Regions from separate parts of the Homo sapiens genome. Here region 2 is linked to region 1. A link is an interaction called in ENCODE POLR2A ChIA-PET data of the cell type or tissue named here. Cell type or tissue: OCI-LY7. All regions are shown on one strand. Each heading gives the region's core, and the rest is flanking DNA. Links, peaks and the distances in the headings are about the cores only. Region 1 has its middle 210 kb from the start of CLIC5. Region 2 overlaps CYP39A1 (cytochrome P450 family 39 subfamily A member 1).

What was found. Peaks named below come from ENCODE experiments on the same cell type or tissue, not always from the same donor. Only the 100,000 strongest peaks of a DNase experiment are listed, where the experiment ranks them.
Region 2: POLR2A ChIA-PET joins it to region 1 with 5 read pairs; 1 of 35 experiments calls an interaction of 5 or more read pairs at or near these places.

What each region holds. Positions count from the first base shown.
Region 1 is chr6:45,804,756-45,810,144 of GRCh38, forward strand. No RefSeq gene overlaps it. Among named protein-coding and RNA genes, the nearest start is that of CLIC5, 210 kb to the right of the region's middle. In OCI-LY7, for the core only: no CTCF peak of the experiment used is centred there; no DNase peak of the experiment used is centred there; H3K4me3 peaks cover 689 bases.
Region 2 is chr6:46,638,909-46,644,297 of GRCh38, forward strand. CYP39A1 (cytochrome P450 family 39 subfamily A member 1) reads right to left here. Exons shown (of 12, transcript NM_016593.5): 2 at 3,255-3,390; 3 at 586-760. Among named protein-coding and RNA genes, the nearest start is that of CYP39A1, 11 kb to the right of the region's middle. In OCI-LY7, for the core only: no CTCF peak of the experiment used is centred there; a DNase peak (open chromatin) is centred at 4,763; H3K4me3 peaks cover 1,844 bases; H3K27ac peaks cover 4,386 bases.

The DNA.
Region 1 (5,389 bases), core at 261-5,260:
CTCATATTCCCCAAGCTGCCAGGACTGTGCTACACAGGAGGTATTGTATGAACATTTGTGGAATGAATGATTGAATGAAGGAAGGAGGGAAGGCAGGATATGCACACTGTGTTGTGGCCACTGCAGCCTCCTATTCTCTCCAAATGTGTCTCCTACTATTCAAGTCCATAGGCTGTGCACTCAGTAGAGGAATAACTGCTCCATGCCCTCTTCTTTTGATTTTGTCTTTCCTATTCCAACACATACACTAAGACTGAACATGATTTCCAGCTCCTCTAAGAGGACTTCTCCCAAAATAATGAACTTTGCTTAACTTCCTGAGTTAGAACCCAATCAGATCTTGTCCAAGATGTCTTTTTTACAGGAAATATTATAGCCCCAGGGAGGAGACACACCTGGGTTCAAATCTCAGCTTTCTACCTGTGTGAGCTTTAGTGTAATATTCAGTTTTCTATTCTATAAAGTGGGAATAGTAACAGAAAACCTACCTCAAGGGGTTGTGGAAGGATTGAACAGGATATTGAGAGTAGGGTGTCCAGCTAGCATAAGAGCATTAGTGAATGCAAGTTATGATTATTATTTGATCTATGTATTCTTAATTGTCATGGTATTTTTAGGGCTCAAAGGAAAGGACCATAAGTTAAAATCCCTCATATTCCTACTGAGCGAAGTTTATTGCTTGTTTTGGAGATATATAAGATGCATCAATTTTATTAAAGCTCCCTTTCAGCCAATAATTGCTGTCTGTGGTCATTTCTGTTTGGCAGAAGCCTCCTTCACACATTGGCCAGAAAGTCTAACAGCCATCCCACCATAAACTCTCTCTTGCTCGTTGCCCATCCATCTTACCTAGCCTCCTTCTACCTACTACAATATAGTGGAAAGACTCATAAGGCAGGTAGTGTCAGAGCCAGATCTTGAACCCAAGATCATGGTTCATGTATTAGTCTGTTTTCACACTGCTGATAAAGACATACCTGAGACTAGGCAATTTACAAAAGAAAGAGGTTTAATTGGACTTACAGTTCCACATGGCTAGGGAGGCTTCACAATCATGGTGGAAGGAAAGGAGGAGCAAGTCATGTCTTACATGGATGGCAGCAGGCAAAGAGAGAGCTTCCGTAGAGAAACTCCTGTTTTAAAAACCTCTTGAGACCAATTCACTATCATGAGAACAGTATGGGAAAGACCTGCCCCCCATGATTCAATCATCTCCCACCGAGTCTCTTCCACAACATGCGGGAATTATGGGAGCTATGAGATGAGATTTGGGTGGGGACACAGAGCCAAACCATATCAGTTAGTGTTACATGTTGTTCACTCTCCTGCTTCCTATGCTCACTCTTTATTTTTTCCTTACTGTTAGAAAGTAGGGAGCTAGAATTTGAACTTAAGTCTCTCATAATTTTTTAGATTGAGTAGGCAAGGAAGATCTCAAAACAGGTGATACTTAAGCTACTATCAGAGTGACAGGAAGGAACCAGGCATGAGAAGATCAGAAGACAGAGCAGAGAGAATTGCAAGTGCAAAGGTCCTGGGGTGGGAATGAACTTGGTGTACTTGAGGAACAGAAAACAGACAAGTAAGGTGGAGTTGACAGAGGCTGTGTGAGCCTGCACTCGGGGTCACTGGCTGTGGGTTTGAGAGAGGAAGTTGTCAGCTTGAGCTAGATGATGTCAATAGAGATGCAGAGAAGTAGATTTGTTTGAAATGTACTTTGGAGATAGAATCAACAATACTGGCAGTAGATTGGTGGTAAGAGAAGGGTAGGCTCAAGGGTGACTCTCAGTTGGGTCTGGCTTGAGCAACTGGGTGGATGGTGATGCCATGTACTGGGATGACGAATACTTGAAGAAATAGATTTGAGCATATGTTTGTGATCTCTCTGGGATACATCAGTGATGCCAGACAAGTAACTGAATATGCTAGTCTCAAGTTCAAACACAAAGTTAGAAACTAGAGATGCATGTTTTAGAGTCATCAGTTTATAGATGGCATTGAGAGCCATAGGAACAGATGAGAATGTCTAGGGAAGGAGGATAGAGAGAAACAAGAAGAAGGCCCCGGAGAGAACACTGACATGATTGGTAGGTGAGTAAGAGGAATGGAACTAGGGAAGGAATGGCCAGAAAGGAAAAGTAAAACAAGGAGAGGATGGGTTTCACACCAAATCTAGGAGGAAATCATGTTTCAAGAAGAAGGGATCAGTCTTGTGTCAAATGCTACTACAAAGGTGATGGAGACGGATTAAAAAAAATGTGTCTATGGAATCTGGCTTCATGAAAGGTTGTGGATGACTCTGACAAGAGAAGTGTAGGTAGAGTGAAGGGAAGTGACAGATTGCCTGCATAGCTAATATTTTTAAAGAACTTATTTTAAGGAATAACAAAGAAATGGGAATATGAGTCAAGAGGTCCTTTTAGTAGATGGGAGACAGGAGGGGCTGTTTTCTGATGAGAATGATCTAGAAGTAGAGAGATATATGACACAGGAAAGACTAAGACCCACATCTCTCCCTTCTCTAAAACTGGTGCCTTTAGTACTTATTTGCAGAGTCACAGTCCCTGTGGCCTTTGCTTGCTTCTCCTCCATATTGAAATTAGCTTGGAGAGGGTGCATTGATTCCTTCAGATCAAATGAGAGTCTCTTTTTGTTTCTCTTTGCCTAGACATTCATGTGACCTTCACAGACAAGTGTTTACTGGAGTTACTCAGAACTGAGCAAGGACAGCTTTGGTCTGATAAAAGCACACTCCCCACACTGGCTCAGAACCCTCAACCTTCCCTTTGAACACAATATAAATGCTACTGTGGACCTCAGAGGTTAATCCATTACAACAAGGCAATTAAATTTAGGGTCTGTTTGGAAGATAAAAAGCAGCAAGTAATAACCAGGTCAGAAAACTCAGCCATGATGGATTTCTATAATTTCCTCTGACTTCACGGAGCTGCGTCTGGTGACCTGAAGCAGGATGGTGTGACTGCCCGGTGGTGTCAGAAATGTGAGGGGGAGATTATTTTTATTAAACTAGTTATTTCTGAGGCATTGACCTCTCTTGCTTCCCCTTTCTCTCTCAAGAAGGTCATTTGCCAGCTGGTAATACATTTAACCCTTAAGCATACAGTCAACCTCAGGTTAGCAAGGAGGATCATTTTACAAAGGCAAGCGAATGAAACTGATGTTTCTCCTGGTTAGTGTTCTGAGTTTTGAATTTGGGCTACTTCCCCCTTTCTTGTTAAGCCACTTTGGTTTAAGTGCCTAACCTTCTCTGGTGGATTTTGTATAGATTTTCCAGTAATAAGATGGTTAGTTTGTCCTCATCTAGAGTGCTTTACCCATGAGAAAGAAGAGAAAATTGCTCTATGTCAGACTGGAGCTGGGATGAGAACCCTCAGGCCCTGATTTATTGCTCTTCAGCTTTGTTCCCTCCACTTCTGTCTCACACAGCGTGTGGTCATCCTGAATCATTCGTGCCACAAATGTTTCTGGACACCCACTCTGCCTGTGACACTGCACTAGGCACCATGGCAGAGTGTTTGACTACATGGCCCCTGCCCTCTGGGAACTGGTTCCTGCTCTATTTCAGCGGGGAGTGCAAGGAGGTTGCTGACACAGTCATTTTAGGGGTTTGTTTTCTCTGCGCCAAATTGCCCTGTCTCATTAATGACAGGCTCAATTTCCATCAGGTTCCTTGATGAATCTTGCAAAACATCCAAGAGGGAGCTTCCTTCCAGTGCAGAAATGTAATTCCCTGTGGATATGTGTTGGCATCCGCCAACTCAGAGGCATAATGAAGTTAATTTTGAGGGAAAGCAAACACAAATATAACGGTGATCGGAAGAGCAGCCACAACTGTCTGAGCCATTTATTTAATGGACTAATTAGCTTATTAAGTACTTTGCACTGTCTTCTTTTCCACAAAGGATTTAAAGAGATGATTGTCTGGCTCAAAGGACTGGTTTTGGATTTGTGATCAGGACACTGAGTTCGAGTCCCAGTTCTGATCATCTGAGCTCTGCCTCTAGCTCAGCCTGTATGGCCCCAGTGTCATTAAACCATTTGTCTTATCTACTTTATGGGACTGATGGGAGGATAAAATGAGATAATAATACACATGAAAGAACCTTGTTAAAGAATAAAGCGCTATGCACATGTTAGTTATTATTTCAGAAACCAAAGTTAACAAGAGATAAAAATCTTAAATCTGGGAGGAATTTTTCTATGGAGCTAGTTGGCAGGTCACTTCTTTTTCTCATTTCTTCTTTGTTTGCATCTCAGAGAATTAGCAACCAGATAGGAAGGAAATGCCATTATTAGAATGTGGGCTGCCTGAGTGGTGGGGAGGTGCCAGCCGAGGCATTTTTAACAGTGTGGCTTCCAGGGCTCTGATTTGCATACTTGCAGCTGTCTAGCCCACTGATGACCACATATACACCCAAGTGATATGTGTATCTATATTATGCTTCAGTTTGCCAAGGCATCTTTGATTTTTATCTTCAGGTTCATTCTTTTGGGTAAAGGCATCAACTTCAAACAAATAAACAGATAGCTCAGAATAGTGCTTAGGTGTGTTCAGAGGAAAAATCTCTTAGAGAGAGTGGGCATCAGCAGACCAGGCTTTGCCACTAATATTCGTATTGTCCTAGCTGCGAGAGGCCACGCCTTGCATCTGATAGGAACTGGCAAGTAGCTCAGTAGGTTGTATTTTGAGAAATCCATCTTAGAAATTTCTTATTTGAAAATTAAAATGGCACACACACATACATACATATATATACATATATTTTTTTTTCCTCTCTCTCTCTCTCTTAAATTTCCAGTCTTTTCTGTTTGTCCACCAACAAATAGGTGTTTACCAATTGGTTTTTCATCAATATTCTTCAAGTGTTTCTCGAAGAGTGGTCCATTAAAAGTCCACCTTTAAGAGAATCGCCTGGCGCGTTTATTACAAATTCAGACCCCCTTTTTTGGACCCATCAAATAAGCCTATCTGAAGGAGGGGCCCTGGAATCTGCATTCCCAAAAAACTTCCCAGGAAGACATCAAGCACACTCAAGTTTAGGTCCCCTTTTGTGAAGATTGTCTACAAGGGTTTGGTAGTTCTATTGCTATTTCTCTCAGGTTAAGTTTCTGGGCCAAGACTCTTGATTTCATTTTGGGCAGCTGGACCAGCTCATCCTGGTTACACATCCCTGTTGAGCTTTGGGAGATCCTTCACCAATTTTTATATTGCTCTCGTTGGCCTGAATATCACTGTTCTTTCCAGACAGGACAGAAGCAAAGCCGGAGTTGGAGAGCTCCGCTTTCATTTTGTCATCCTCCAAATGTACAGAATCGACAACAGCCTCAGACCCCTCTCAGATTGTGTAGTTGGTCCCATCCTACCACA
Region 2 (5,389 bases), core at 130-5,129, 830 kb after region 1:
AAGCTTCAGAATGGGGCTGACTCCGTCTGCTGCTCTTCCCTGTCTCTTGGGATCTCCCTTAATAGAGGACCCTGGGGCTCAGTCCTGAGGCCCACACTGACTTTGCCTGAGCCACTTGTTAAGTAACACAAACATCTCCTGGACTTTTTTCACCACTTTATGATTCCATTCTCTCCCCTATCCTCTCAACGTCCTCTCATTCTAATAATAGCAAATTGCACTGAATGTTTTATCAAAATTCTACAGGAAGTATGAAAATTATAAGAAGAAAATCCGTGTAGTTTATACACAAATGTATGGAATGACTAAGGATAAATTACTGCAAATGTATTACAATGACTGTATTGGCTTGTTTGCTCACCATAAAATAGAAATGCTAAACTGAATTAGAATTTAAAAGATTGGTGACAGAGCGAGACTCTATCTCAAAAAAAAATAATTTAAAAGATTAAAATAATCTCTTAATAGCCTAGTTAGGTAGATTTCATTAATCAACCTGACAATGTTTGAAGTCCAATCTATAGGTTTCAATTTTTTTATTTAAAACAAAAAGCAAGACTAAATCATACTAATGCGTCTATTTACCTTACTAAGTTGTTCAGGTCCATTGTCCCATGAGTGCCTAAATTCTCCAGTTGTTCATGTAATTCTTCAGTCAGTTGCCCAGTAAACTGATGGAGATTGACAGTCCCCATTTTCCCTTTCAACATAATATAGAGTTTTTCATGCAGTGCTAAAAAGACATTCTTTGGAATTGATGCTATGAACAAAGAAAACTATTTTCAAAATAAGCAACAACTCCTTGAAACACACAGTCAATATATATCTACTATTATTTGGTCAGCAGGGACTACAGCCAAAGTCCTCTCAGTACATAAGGTCACCTCCCATAAATAAAAGTAGATAAAGATTCAACCTATTCTCGACTGAGTGTGGTGGCTCACAACTGTAATCCCAGAACTTTGGGAGAACAAGGCAGGTGGATCACTTGAGGTCAGAAGTTCCAGACCAGCCTGACCAACATGGTGAAACCCTGTCTCTACTAAAAATAGGAAAATTAGCCGGCTGTGGCGGGCACCTGTAATCCCAGCTACTGGGGAGGCTGAGGCAGAAGAATCGCTTGAACCCAGGAGTTGGAGTCGCAGTGAGCCAACATCACACCACTGCACTCCAGCCTGGGTGACAGAGAGAGACTTTATCTCAAAACAAACAAATAAAAAAGATTCAACGTATTCTGTGAGATGATGGAAATCTATTCACTTTAAGGGATAATCTATAAATGGGTGATTAAGAGAGCTGGTATTTTCAGCCCTTCTCCCTCAAAATCTACAGTCCAGATACATTAAAAACATATTTTACATATCCCAGCATTTCAGAGGCTGTTCTGTCTGCTCAGAATGTTCTCTCCTTTATTATACCCATATCTACTCCCACCCAATCCCACACACTTATACCTATGAGCCTCAAACTTCTCCTGCAAATTTCTATTTGTCCTTCAAGTGTCTTCTTGAACACTACTTCCACCAGGAGGCCTTTCCTAACCCCATGAATAGCTTTGAGCCCACTATTTTCTTTATGTTAGTATTCGTGCTCCTTCTATAACACACATTCCTAATTAGAAATTGTGGTTTATTGTTTACTCATTTCTTTATATTTTTATTTTATCTTGTTTTATTGACCTTGAAGTAACTTTTTCTGTTTTAAAAAAATTTTGAATTTTATTTTAGATTCAAAGGGTACATGTGCAGGTTTGTTATACAAGTATATTGTGTTATGCTGAGGTTTGGGGCATGATTAATCCCATCACTCAGGTAATGAGCACAGTACTCAATAGTTAGTTTTTCAACCTTTGCCCCCTGCCGCCCACCCCCCTCCCTCTAGTAGTCCCCTGTGTCCATTGTTGTCATTTTATTGAAGTAACTTTTTCAAAGAATAAGTTTTAATTTTGTATTTCGTCATCCTATTACGTGTAAGATACATTTTGTGTAAGTTAATGAAAAACAGTTTTTAGATTTCCTGAGCATACATCTTCTCTATGTTACCATACCAGTATAGTATGTATACTATGCTACTATACATATACTATGCTGGTATGTATAGTATGCTACTATACATCTTCTGTATGTATAGTAGCATACATCTACTATATGGGAGGGATGGGAAGCTGACTCAAGAATAAATATTAATATATTTCATCTGTTCAATGAAATATTTAAACATGAAAGTCCCCAGAGGAGGCTCAGGTGAAAAAAACTCAATCATTTCCATACACCTCTGATAGGTAACTTAGTAAATTTTTCTGAAGGGATACGCGACTCTACAGATCAAAGGCCTTCAAAATATTTATATTATTTGATCTAAAATTCCATAGTCCAAGTATCAAGAAGCACTAAATAATCAAATAATTTCACCAACAGGTTGTGATGATCATGCATACAAGAAGAAAAAATATATATAATTCTATTGATTACTGGTAGCTTTTAAAACAAACTTTCTTGTCTTAATGGCAAGAAATGCACAAAAGGTTACATGAAAAGGAACCAAAGAAGAAAAAAGGGAAACAGAGAGAAAGAAGCCACAGAGAATAGAAGCAAGCAAAAACATTGTGAAAGCACAAAAAAGAACCAGACACAAATTGAACCAGCTCTGCGTTCCAGGGAGGACACATGGCCCCAGTACACACAATTGCAGCCTAGGAAGAAATGAAGGCAGACAGCCATACTGGAAGCATGCTGACTGTACAATCTGGTAGTCTCTGAAGATGGAGGATTTGTGAAAGGGCAAGTCAAGCTCCCATTGACCATAACAGCCCTATAAAATTTGTCAGGAAATGCCACTGTAAAGGATTTACTAAGCCATGGAATTCTAGTTTCAGGGACTGAGTAACATGTAACCAGTCCAAGAGCTGTACCCTGTAGAACACTGTATACACAGCAGTGGAACAGAGTTAGTGACATCTTGGAAGCTGTAACATGATACAGATTCCAAATATTCTCTAAAGAAAACATCAATGAGGTAACCTTATCACTTTCACGTGTCTAATTCAAATCTAAATGTATTAGGCTGCCATTCATTTGCATTTCAATGGCCAAACTATTCTACCCATAACTCTTTCCTCTTCTACCCATACCTCAAGAATAAAATAATGGACCCTCATCATTCTTGATAGAGGAATGAGGATGTAATTTTTACCTAAAACTACTCCTGGATTCCAATGTTGGATTTCGAATGGACTATCTGAAAATATTCTTTACCTGTACGATAAACGATATTTTGCACTGCTAGTTCAAAATCTACTTTTTTGGATTTTAGAAACACATTAATTCCTTCTTCTTCAGTAACAAAGGTCATTCGGTTTCCCATAGCAAAGACTGTAAATATTGGTCCATACTGAAATAAAACAAACATAGATTATATTAGTAAGCATTCCTAAGCCATGTTTAAGACCATTCTCCTCAAGAATCCTAATGCTGAAGTTATAGTCAAAAGAAAAATTATTATGATTATATTTGGCAATTAGTTATAAATTTTGATTGTTTCAGCCAGATCTGAATTATATACATTTTAATTTGTTCTGTCCTAATATGTAATATTCCCTTTGATCATTTTATTGCCTATTTATAGCTTCTTTTCTTGTACTATGAAATAAGTAGAAAATAATAATTATAAATAATTAGAAATTATATCAACATTGTGACATTTAAACATTGTTTTCAAGATATTGGTAGACTTATAAGCAACCTATAGCTGAATATTGTTCAACAAAAAGGTTCAAAATTGCCAACTGGTTTATGGGAAATCCATGGTTATTCAACAATGTCTTGCAATCCTATACACTTTTCTAATCTGTTCACTTTCCTAGTTTTCAAAATGATTATTTCACCTGTACAACCTGCCCAACCTCTCCATTCTGACATAGTGTCCCTGCCTTGTAACTCACTAGAAAAATGGAGCAATCAAGTAGCGGTCTCAGTTTCTCGCTACTAAATCCTGCAAGGTATATACATTTGCACCCATTCTCCATGCGTTCCCTCCTCTTAACACGGATGGAGGTTCCTGCCCTTGTGAAATGTCAACACTTCTCCATTTGTGTTATGGATCCTACACTCTTGCCTTCTCTCTTCTACATTTATGACTCTCTCTCTCCTACATCATTAATTTTCCCCTCTTTATCAGATCACTCTTAGCAACCTTTGAACATACTGTAGCACAGGGTTTGATAGCAGGGGTCTATGACCTTGTTGGGAAAAAAAAGTCATCATTTTTATTGGCGTCTAAGTATAATTTAGCAGTTTCTTCAATTATGAATGTGGGCAACAAACCTCAGTCTTCTCCATGACTCTATCATCAAAAGAAATCACCATACTTTCATATTCCATTACAGCATTATACATATCTCAAGGCATAATTTATGCTCATCACTACTTCAGTATTAGTCATTTCTATACCTCCCAAGAGATGACACATGATTACTCCTGCAACACAGTGTTGGGTGCTACTAGGCAACTTGCAGGCCCAAAAATCATTAAGCCACCAGAAAATGAAGTCCCATTTTTGTGCATTAGTGATCCAGACATCTACACTGCTTTCTAACATTCCTATCTGTAATTGTTTGTTAACCAGTAGTTAGAAGATGACTCATTTTCATTGTTAAAGTTTTGTTCAAATGAGAATTCTTAACTTCCCATTAGTAGGTAGCTTTTTGTAACATCTATAAGCACCTGGCCACAAGTGTAGACTAACCACATTCAAATACATTGAATCAGCAGTTGAGATAATTGTTGATGTGAGGCATTTAAAGTAACTGCAATATAACTGCGGAGTAAAAGATGGTCATGCACAGTGTTAGAAATTATGCAACAGGGTTTTGTTGTTGTGTTTGTTTTACTTGCTTTCCTTTTGTTCTTTTTTTGTATGCAATGTCAGCAGCCTCGGTGTTACGAAGTACAGGCAGGCACACACGGTATGTTGTAGAAGTGGTGCTTGTATATTTTTTAACTAAACTTTTTATTTAGAGATAATTGTAGATTATCATGCGGTTGTAAGAAATGTTACAGAAAGAGCCTACGTATCCATTACTGTTTTCCCAGTATTAACATCTTGCAAAACTATAGTACAGTATCACAACCAAGTTATTGACATTGATACAGTCAAGATACAGAATGTTTCCATCACCACAAAGATCTTAAATGATGCCCTTTTATAGCCAGCCCCCACTGTTTCTCTCACTCCTACCTTCTCATTAATCCTTGGCAACCACTAATCTGTTCTCCACTTCTATAACTTTGAATTTCACTATGTCATATAAACAGAAGCATTTAGTATACAATTTTTGGGGACTGGCTTTTCATTCAGTGTAATTCTCTGAATGTTCATCCAAATTGTGTGT